Regions from separate parts of the Homo sapiens genome. Here region 2 is linked to region 1. Evidence: chromatin loops called from intact Hi-C (ENCODE). Cell type or tissue: right lobe of liver. All regions are shown on one strand. Region 1 overlaps ADH4 (alcohol dehydrogenase 4 (class II), pi polypeptide). Region 2 overlaps ADH1A (alcohol dehydrogenase 1A (class I), alpha polypeptide).

Region 1 (5,000 bases):
ACTTGAAACCTTCCATTTTGCTATTTTTGTATACATCTTTTTATCTGTTAAATCTTATAACTATAAAAGTTTACTTACTACATTATTTTATAAGTACATCAATTTTTGTAACTTTTAATTGACTATTGAAAATAGCATTAATTAGTGCCAGTTACAGATCAATAGTATTAATTAGTGCCAATTGCAGATCATTAAGCTCAACATTATGTGTTGTAAAAATTATGAAAGATCACTGATCATTAGAGAAATGCAAACCCAAACCACAATGAGATACCATCTTATGCCAGTCAGAATGGTGATTATTAAAAAGTCAAGGAACAACAGATGCTGGTGAGGTTGCAGAGAAAAAGGAATGCTTTTACACTGTTGATGGGAATGTAAATTATTAGTTCAACCATTGTGGAAGACAGGGTGGTGATTCCTCAAAGATCTAGAGGCAAAAATACCATTTGACCCAGCAATCCCATTACCAAGTATATCTCCAAAGGAATATAAATTATTCTATTATAAAGATACATGAACATGTATGTTCATTGCAGCACCATTCACAATAGCAAAGACATGGAATCAAACCAAATGCCCATCAATGATAGATAGGATAAAGAAAATGTGGCACATATATGCTATGGTATACTATGCAGCCATGAAAAGGAATGAGATCATGTCCTTTGCAGGGACATGGATGGAGCTGTAAGCCCTTATCCTCAGCAAACTAATGCAGGAACAGAAAAACAAATACTGTGTGTTCCCATTTATAATGGGAGCTGAACAATGAGAATCCATGGACACATGGTGGGAAACAACACACTAGGGCCTGTTGAGGGGGGTAGGGGGAGGGAGAGCATCAGGAAGAATAGCTAATGGATGCTGGGCTTCATACCTAAATGATGGGTTGATCTCTGCAGGAAACCACCATGGCACACATTTACCTATGTAACAAACCTGCACATCCTGCACACGTACCCCAGAACTTAAAAGTTGAAGAAAAAAAATTATCAAAGATGAAAGGGCAGTTATTTTACAGAGATAGAAACTTGAGAGAGTAGATATGCTTTTATTCTTTTTAAAATATTCACTTAAATAGATTCTGATATCTCCTTCCATGTGATTGCAGTTAATGATAGAGTGGGGCTAAGAGAAAAGAAATTAGCAGATGTTAAAAAGAAAATTATTTAGCAACTTATTTTTAAAAAGTAGCTTGTGGCTTATTGGAACACAAAGTATATAATAATGTTTTATGTATATATGTGTGTATATATTAATATATATATACACACATAATCACAATTACTATATATTTCATATATATAGTGTATATATATATATAATGTATATATGTACACATGTATGTGAAATATAGTGATTTTTTTCCAGTAAAAATCTTTTTATTGTGGGAAATCTTTTCTTTATTTTTATTTAAAACATTTTATATTTTAAGTTTTGTGGGTATTAGGTGTATATATTTATGGGGTACATGAGATGTTTTGATATAGGCATGCAATGTGTAATAATCACATCATGTAATATGGGGTGTCCATCTCCTCAAGCATTTATTTGTGTTACAAACAATCCATTATACTCTTTTAGTCATATTAAAATATACAATTAAATTGCTGTTGACTATAGTCTCCCTGTTGTGCTATCAAATACCAGGTCTTATTCATTCTTTTTAAAAATTTCCAACTTTTATTAAGTTCCAGGGTACATGTGCAGGATGTGCAGGTTTGTTACATAGGTAAACATGTACCATGGTGCTTTGCTGCACAGATCATCTCATCACCCAGGTATGAAGCCCAGCATCCATTAGCTATTCTTCCTGATGCTCTCTCTCTGCCGACTCCCTGCCCTCAACAGGCCCCAGTGTGTGTTGTTCCCCATCATGTGTCCATGTGTTCTCATCATTTAGCTCCCAGAAAATTTTCAACATAGACAAAAGTGGAGAGAAAAGTATAATGAAACTCCATGTATTCATTACCCAATCTAAAAAAATTATAAACATATGGCCAATCTAGTTTTATTTATTATCTCTTCATTCCCCACTTTCAACTTCCCAGAACTAATTTTAAACAATTTCTAAAGATGATATGATTCTATTCATAAACACTAGTTATTATTATTATTTAACATAGGGAATATTCATATATATAACAGGTACAAAGTCTATAATATTTAAAGCTCTTTTATGTTCCCATATTAAATGTAAATATTTGTTTAAACTCATGGCTTTCCTTGGTTCATCAAATCAGGTAATAAATTAACCAGGCAGGTTCACATTCAATCAGATAGTATTCTGAATTGCTCCTGGCATCTTCAAAAGATGAGGATTGTTCGGACGCTGTTAATAACAATAAAACATTAATAAGTATAATTTTCATGATAAATTTAACCAAAGCTCACAAATAAGTTTTGCCTTTTCATTTCAGGATCTGGTCTTCCTTTATAGACATTCACTTTATTAAGCCTAATTTCTTTTATCCCGTCATCCTCTTCCATTCATGGTGTTAATAATATTTTATGCATGTGCTAGTAAACTTGGGGGGAATTGAGGACCCTTACTCACCTTAGGCAGCGTCCTTGTTACTCAGTGGTGCTGTTGAGGAGAATTAGAATGTACCAAGGAGGGAGTCAGGTTTTAGTCTTGGAATAGTCACTGTTCTCGGATCTCCTATAGCTGAGGGCAAAGTTGAGCATTGAAGGAGGGAGTGGGCATCAAAGTTGGTGTGTTGGGATGCTACTTTTTAAGAACCCAGATGTTCTTATTTCTGGGTAACTCCAACATGTAGACACAAAGAGGGGGATAAGCCTCAAGGACAGAGCAGTCTTTATCTCAAACATTACTGCTGGAACTGTGGAACCCCTGCTATGAGCAGGGTGCTATGCATAAATGTTTTCTTCACCCAGGACTGGAAGACACCCCTACCTGTAGAAGGAGAATCTCTGTGTCCTTTCCTCACTCTGGGGCAGGATCACTACACCTCAACAGGCTAGTCAGTCATTGTATCCCATCCCCATCCCCCCACTTCCTTGCTTCTTTGCAGTTGGGTGGTAGGAGGGCCTGCCCTCTCTTGTGCTTCCTGTGCCCATATGGTGGACACACCTGATGAGGCCCAACTTCTGCCTTCCTCATTGCCACCTTTCCATCTGTGTGGGCAGTCAGGTGGTATTCTCAGTGGGCCAGAGAAGGAGCAGGAGGCCTCACTCTGGTGTCTACCCCTAGGCTGATTACCAGGGAAGCCTCCTGGGAGAATGTGGGAGACTTGCCCATAAAGCAATGCAGCATTTTCCACCTGGCTGCCACTTAGCATTCCTTATGGATGTATTCCATAATTGAGAATTCTAGGAGAAAAGGTTTGTGTTCGAGGATATGAATAGAAGGGTGTGAGGCTCAAACCCCACTTCAACTTCTATCTCCTAACTTGAGGAGTATTCCTTATGGGGATATTGAAGTTGTATAATACATTGCAGGGCTTATATACTAAGTTTACATGGTGTAGCTTAAAAAATAATGCTTGTATTTTCTTTTTATTGAACTTCCTTCTGATATGTTGTGACTGACACGTTTGCAAATTGGGGAGTTCATGTCAGTGGGGATATTTCCTCAGGTTTCTTCCCCAAGAAGTAGTCTGGGTCCTCACACCATGAAACTATCTTCTTCTTCTGCAACATTTATTCCCTGCTTCAAATCCCAGTTATTTTAATTTTACTTTAGACTTTTCCTCCTCTCTTTTGTTGTATCTTCTCTTTTCATTTCTTCTTGGTCCTGCGTCTCCTCTATGTAACATTGTTCCTAATGTTTTTGACCTTTGTTTCTATTGATCAAGGCTGTGCTTGAACATTTTACCTAGAATCATTGATCCTAGTCTTACTAATCCCCCAACCCCTAAGAATCTTCCAGGTGGAACATTTCTATGCATCAGTTCCTGGGATCCCTGACATGGGAGCACTGTATAACTAAAATAGTGGATCAGAAGGTATCTTAGAGGAACTCCATGACAAAGCAAGAGAATGAGACAGTTGGGGCATCCTTTACATGTCTGATCCCTGCCACAGAGGCATGGTTTTCACCCCATTCTGATTGTGAAGGGTCTGGGGTAGGCACTCTGTGTCAAACTGCAGAACACCACGGTGCTAAACTCAGGGGTACACTCTACTAGAGGGATCTAACATACTACACAGAAACCTCTCTTTCTAGGGAGCAGGCCCAACTGAGTTAATGGTTTGTGAAATGGAAATTGTATCAATTTATGCCACCATTCTATATTGTAACAGTGTACAGATGTGCATTATTGAAATGGAAGGTTTTCCCCTCTGAAATGACCACTATTTAATCTTTTAAGCACATCTAGTACCTGGGATGTGGAAAATGTCAGAAAAAACAAGCTGGTTGCTTCTTAACATCAAAAAGAAGATAGAATCATTGTAAACGTTTTTTAAATCATTCAGTCATCTATTAGTAATGTACCTTTTTCCTTGGTTCATTAGGTCAAATGCCTCACTGATTTTGTCAAAAGGCAGGGTATGGGTCACCAGTGCATCCAGATTGAATTTCTTATTCTTATAGTCAGTGACCAGCTTTGGGATAGAATCTACACTTTTCCAACCTGTAATGTGGACAAAATGCAAAATAAAGACATGGCACTTGACACGAAGTAGTTTAATCAGCATTTGCTGAATGAATGAAATTATTAGGTCAGATTTGGTTTGCTTCAAATAGATTAAACTCCTTCCATCTTTAATTTTCTGTACTTATATCTATTTTAAAATTTTTCTTTATAAGAAAAATTTAAGATTATTTTCCACTCTATATAAGAAATTATCTCAATAAGGTCAATGTTTATTTTTTGTTCCTCCATGTTGGTTCATTCAAATGCAAATTAAATTTCAATTTGCAAATTATAATTACCTTTTTATATAAATTATTTATAAGTCATTAATAGTTTTTATGTAGTATTTGGATATGCTCTAGGGATTCAATGGTTGAATAAATTATTTTTATTTCT
Region 2 (5,000 bases), 160 kb after region 1:
AAAGTGCCATGCTTAGTGTTTATCAAAAGCTGCTCAAACTCTTCTGTTCAATCTGTTATCAAAACCTCTTTTGGCTTCAGTTGCTTTATTTTTAAATTCATGGAGTTGAACTAGTTGAGTGGTTCTCAAACTGCTGCATATTGGATTCATCTGGGCAGGTTTAAAAATATCCCACTGTCCAGGTCACAGCCCATGCCAATTAAATGAGAAGCTCTGCAGGTGGAACTTAGTCCCCAGGTGACTCCAATGGGAAGGTCAGGCTGGGAACCAGGCGACTGGATGATCTTTGAGATCCAGATGGCAGTGATTACAATCTTGAAGGGACTCTCGATTGCTGAAATCCCTTGATAGCCAGCTTCAGTAACTCATATATACACAAAGGCAATATTTGGAAAACAAAATAAGTGGAAAAGGCTACTCCAGGAGACTGAAAAATATTCCACTTAAACCCTCAGTAATGAACTCCTTGGTTCATTTATGTTCAGTAGTCATGACCAGTATATCCCTGCTTTAAAAAATACACTAGTGAATAACACAGTAATGAAACATTAGTCTATATTTTAATAATAAAATATATTGTTATGAGTATCCTCATCTTCTGTTCTTGGGTAGGCTCACTTAGATCACCTGTTAAAATAGACGAGGCAATTGAACAAGGGACTAAGAGCTAAAGTCACAGAAATTTGGAAAAGATGCCATCTACATTTTTTTAATTGGCCAGGGGATATTTATTAAACCTAGTCTCCCATAGTCCGCCTTCATTTTGCGTAACATGCTCTTCCTGTTCCAAATAATCTCATTCTTATATTCCCTTAAGGGTGTCTATTCATTCATTCATTCATTCATTCACCAAGTGGTATGCAATACTATGGGGGACAACACCATTTTCTAACTTACTTAGAAAAATACAAGGCTTGTGACTGTGATTTAAAAGTGCTAATAATTATGTATCATGATCTAAGATTCAGCAGGAGATTAGTAAAAGATATTTTAGTCTCAGCTCTCATATTAACCAGCAGTGAGACTTTGGGCAAATATCTTTATATCTCTGGGCCTCGGTTTCATAAAATAAAGCATACTACTAGATTTTCAGCCTACTCAGATAAGAAGCCTTTAAAGAATTTCTGCTTGAAATTTACCACTTCTGAATATATGTGTGTGTTCATGCCAGGGGAGTTAGTTTTAGCAGTGAAATGTCATAATGAGTGAATTACGCATCACTGAAGCGTCATTACTTTCAGTCTAAGAATCCACAGAGTGGGTGAGCCTTGGTTTGGAGGTGCATCAGGTAAGGTTTTGGACTCTACTGTTGTTGATCCTAATTCTGGGAGTAGAGGATCCACAGACTAGCTGCTCCTCAAGGGCAAACGCTTCATTTCATTTACTTTTGCTGTCAGAGCCTAGCAGAACCTATGGTGCCTGAAGCATGTGTAGGTGCTCTCTAATTGTAGAATGAATTACTAAATGAGTTCTCAGGCCTAATATTTCATGAGCTCATAAAGAGCAAATACAGAAGAGTAATTATTGAAAATGAAATCTTTACATTTTCTAAACTCTCAACAACTTTTTAATCTGATAAACAGGTGAAACTTCTAGCATGTGCTCTCAATTCTTTCTGGATTGTGTTTCTATTCTTAGTCGACATTCAAAATCTACAAAAATAATCTTCGATTCTTGTGAGACATTCCTTCCCTTTGGGTTCCTGACAGTCTGCGTGTAACTGTTTTTATCACCCATTGCCATTCTTACCTTGGCAACATTGACTGCAGACCCATAACCAGTTGAAAATCCACAGCCAATGAGACAGACTTTCTCTAGAGGCGAGGCTGCATCAATTTTGGCTACTGCATTTTCATCCACCACTGTGTACTGTGAGAAGGTGCTGATGCCAAGGAAGTGGTGGATGGGCTTCCTCCTGCAGGTGAACCTGCTGGTGCCATCCTGCAGGGTCCCCTGAGGATTGCTTACACTGGACAGTGCAATACAAAGACACACAAAGGCATGAGACAGGACCATAACTAATGTGCAAACTCAATGTCTGCGCAGGGAGAGCATCAGAAACCTACTCGTTTTTCAAGCAGTAGTTGCTCTCCGGGTTTTTACAAATTCTGCATTTTCCACACTGAGGAATAGCGAGTGGGATGACTTTATCACCTGGAGAGGGATAAAACAAATTCTTTTACAATTTCTATCCAGGTATTAATAGAGCAAAAACATAAAGCTCACATGTCTTTAAAACATTAGAAACATGTGTCTTTAAAAGTCTCCAAGAAATACAGTCCAATCACAAATATGTCATTTGTCATTGCCTGCCACAGCCTTGTTTCCAGTTTGGGTTTATAAGTGCCTGAAGATTCCTAAAGAGGACATGCAAATATGGGAAACAACATGGATTAGAAAAATTGCTTCCACTGTATTAACAGTTACTTTCATGTGGTGTACCAATTTCTCCTGGAGGCTTTACAAACATTTAATTTAATCCTTAACTATATAAATCTTACTGTAAGTATAAATATAAATTTTAGTTGAAAGTAGGGTATAATAGTTCCACTAGATGTTGGTAAGACCTGTTTTTTGTTATAGTTTGATTTACAATAAAAATGAGAATTTTGAACTAATTCTTTTCAAAGTAACTAGGTTTATCTTTATTATGAAATGAATGCTTTTAAAATGATCTCAGTTCTTTTTTTGAGGAAAACTATCAAAAATGGGACAAAGAACAATTCCAGAAATTCCTCTGGAAATTTCAACCCTCCACAATAAGTTAGGCACTTTTAGGATAAGAACTGACTTTGAAATGTTTTTAGCTGATAATTTGTGAATTATCTACTTTTCCTGTTACAGTGGAGGGAGCATGGGTAAAAAGTAAGGGTGTCATTTTGTTATTAACTTATTACTAACTAATTAGTTACTATTAGTATTATTTAGTAGTTATTATTAGTAGTTTAGTAGTTATTAGTTATTATTCAGTAGTTATTAATTTATTACTACTAAAGAAATTAGTAGGAGCTGAAACCCAAATTGGACAGTTCATTTTATTTTTCTGTTCACAGTTCAAATAAGTATTTGGTAAAGTGGCAGGTCCAATCTAGTGCCTAAAGTGATTTTTTAGACTGTAATCCCAGCACTTTGGGAGGCCGAGGCAGGCAGATCACGAGGTCAGGAGATCGAGACCATCCTGGCTAATATGGTGAAACCCTGTCTCTACTAAAAACAGAAAAAATTAGCTGGGTGTGGTGGCGGGCACCTGTGGCCCCAGATACCCGGTAGGCTGAGGCAGGAGAATGGCGTGAACCCGGGAGGTGGAGGTTGCAGTGAGCTGAGATCGCGCCACTGCACTCCAGCCTGGGCGACAGAGCGAGACTCCGTCTCAAAAAAAAAAAAAAAAAAAAGTGATTTTTTTAGAATTAAACATAATTTTTATTTTAAATTACCTATGCTGTCTATTCCACAAGACCAAGAAAAATGGTTGGCCCATAACATTTTATAGGTAAAATTTATGTGAAAATGATAGTATGGAAGTGTCCTAGTTATTCTCCCTTTATAATTAGTAATCCGTAACCAGTTACATTTAAGCATGGCTGAAAGTAATAAGGCAGACATTGTTGATGGTGGATGGCTCTTTCTATGTTTCTTTCATTTCCTTTCACCTAGTCTGCTTCATTGATTCCTTGCTCAGGAAGAGAGACCACGTTGCAAGAGGAAATTGGTGAAGGGGCTGCATAGGTCACCTAAGAAAAGGTCATGCTCATTCAGCCGTAGCCATGTAGCGTCCATTTTGTGAACTCAGCACAGAACAATGTCCATACTTATGTTTTTTCCCTCCTCCCATTTCTAGGTGTCTGGGCCCTGACAGAAGACCGTGTTCACCAACACTAACACGGAAGTTACTAGATTATGAATGCCACACTAGTAGGCACTGTGTCCCTTTTGATCCTCACATATCTCCAGGCTCCAACCTGGTGACTGGCATCTAGCAGATGCTCAGTACATAATTGTTGAAGGGTAGAATACATGCGTGCCTAAAGACATACATGCTTGAGTCAGGCAGGAAGAGAGGGAAAGAGGAAATCCCTGAAGTCCTGGCTGCGCGGTGACCTTGGTCAAGCCCTTTCGTCCCTCTTTGCCTCTGTTTCCTCATTCAGGCTGGGAAATCTTAGGATGGTGAACCATCATGTTTCCTGAATGTGAATCCTGTACCTGGTTTGACTGTAGTCACCCCTTCTCCAACACTCTCCACGATGCCGGCTGCCTCATGGCCTAAAATCACAGGAAGTGGGGTCACCATGGTACCACTAACCACGTGGTCATCTGTGCCACAGATTCCTACAGCCACCATCTACAGAGTGAAGAGAAGATGTTTATAAAAGATTGTGAGTCTCAGGTGAATTTAAAAATCCCAGTTCCCTGAAATTGCGCTTCCAAAATGTTTTCAAGGGTTTTGCTAATAATCCCTACTATCCCAAGTATGAAAGATTCAGTTTATCCTCAAGGTTGACCAGGCTGAAACCCTCCTCTACCTTCCATTCTTGAAGTAAACAGTTTAGAATAATCTGTGAAGTAACTGATCCTGAAATAGTTAAGTCTTAAATAATATAAAAGAATGCATGCCTTTAAAAAATAGAAGTAGAAGTTGCAAATTAATACATAAAAATATCTAATGCTAATTGATTTTGAAGTCTTGATATATATCACTTTGAAATTTTCTTTCTGTACAAACACATAAATTCTTTTGTATTTTACTGGAATTACACTGTGTGCACTTTTTTAAAATTTAAAAATTTATATTTATACCTTTCCTTGACAACAAGTATATTCTATTTTCTGGATGATCATATAAAAATTTGGTTGTTTCCGTTTTTTAACTTTTCTGAGTTTTTAAAACTTAAATACAAATGGAAAAATGTATTTCACCTTAATACGAACTTCATGGGCCTTAGGAGGTGCAACCTCCACCTCCTCAATGGAAAAGGGTTTCTTTAACTCCCATAGCACAGCTG

What was found. Peaks named below come from ENCODE experiments on the same cell type or tissue, not always from the same donor. Only the 100,000 strongest peaks of a DNase experiment are listed, where the experiment ranks them.
Region 2: a loop joins it to region 1, with 2.8 times the contacts of the local background. A loop is called at or near these places in 2 of 110 quality-filtered maps.

Annotation. Positions count from the first base shown.
Region 1 is chr4:99,122,132-99,127,131 of GRCh38, forward strand. ADH4 (alcohol dehydrogenase 4 (class II), pi polypeptide) reads right to left here. Exons shown (of 9, transcript NM_000670.5): 8 at 4,463-4,601; 9 at 1,527-2,335. The coding sequence ends at 2,311. The region is part of intron 1 of LOC100507053 (a long non-coding RNA gene); the gene reads left to right. Among named protein-coding and RNA genes, the nearest start is that of ADH4, 20 kb to the right of the region's middle. In right lobe of liver, no CTCF peak of the experiment used is centred here; no DNase peak of the experiment used is centred here; H3K27ac peaks cover 576 bases.
Region 2 is chr4:99,282,650-99,287,649 of GRCh38, forward strand. It overlaps ADH1A (alcohol dehydrogenase 1A (class I), alpha polypeptide), which reads right to left. Exons shown (of 9, transcript NM_000667.4): 2 at 4,915-5,000; 3 at 4,201-4,339; 4 at 2,067-2,154; 5 at 1,750-1,969. It overlaps LOC100507053 (a long non-coding RNA gene), which reads left to right. Exons shown (of 10, transcript NR_037884.1): 5 at 4,146-4,384. Among named protein-coding and RNA genes, the nearest start is that of ADH1A, 5.8 kb to the right of the region's middle. RefSeq lists an enhancer at 3,618-4,817. In right lobe of liver, no CTCF peak of the experiment used is centred here; no DNase peak of the experiment used is centred here.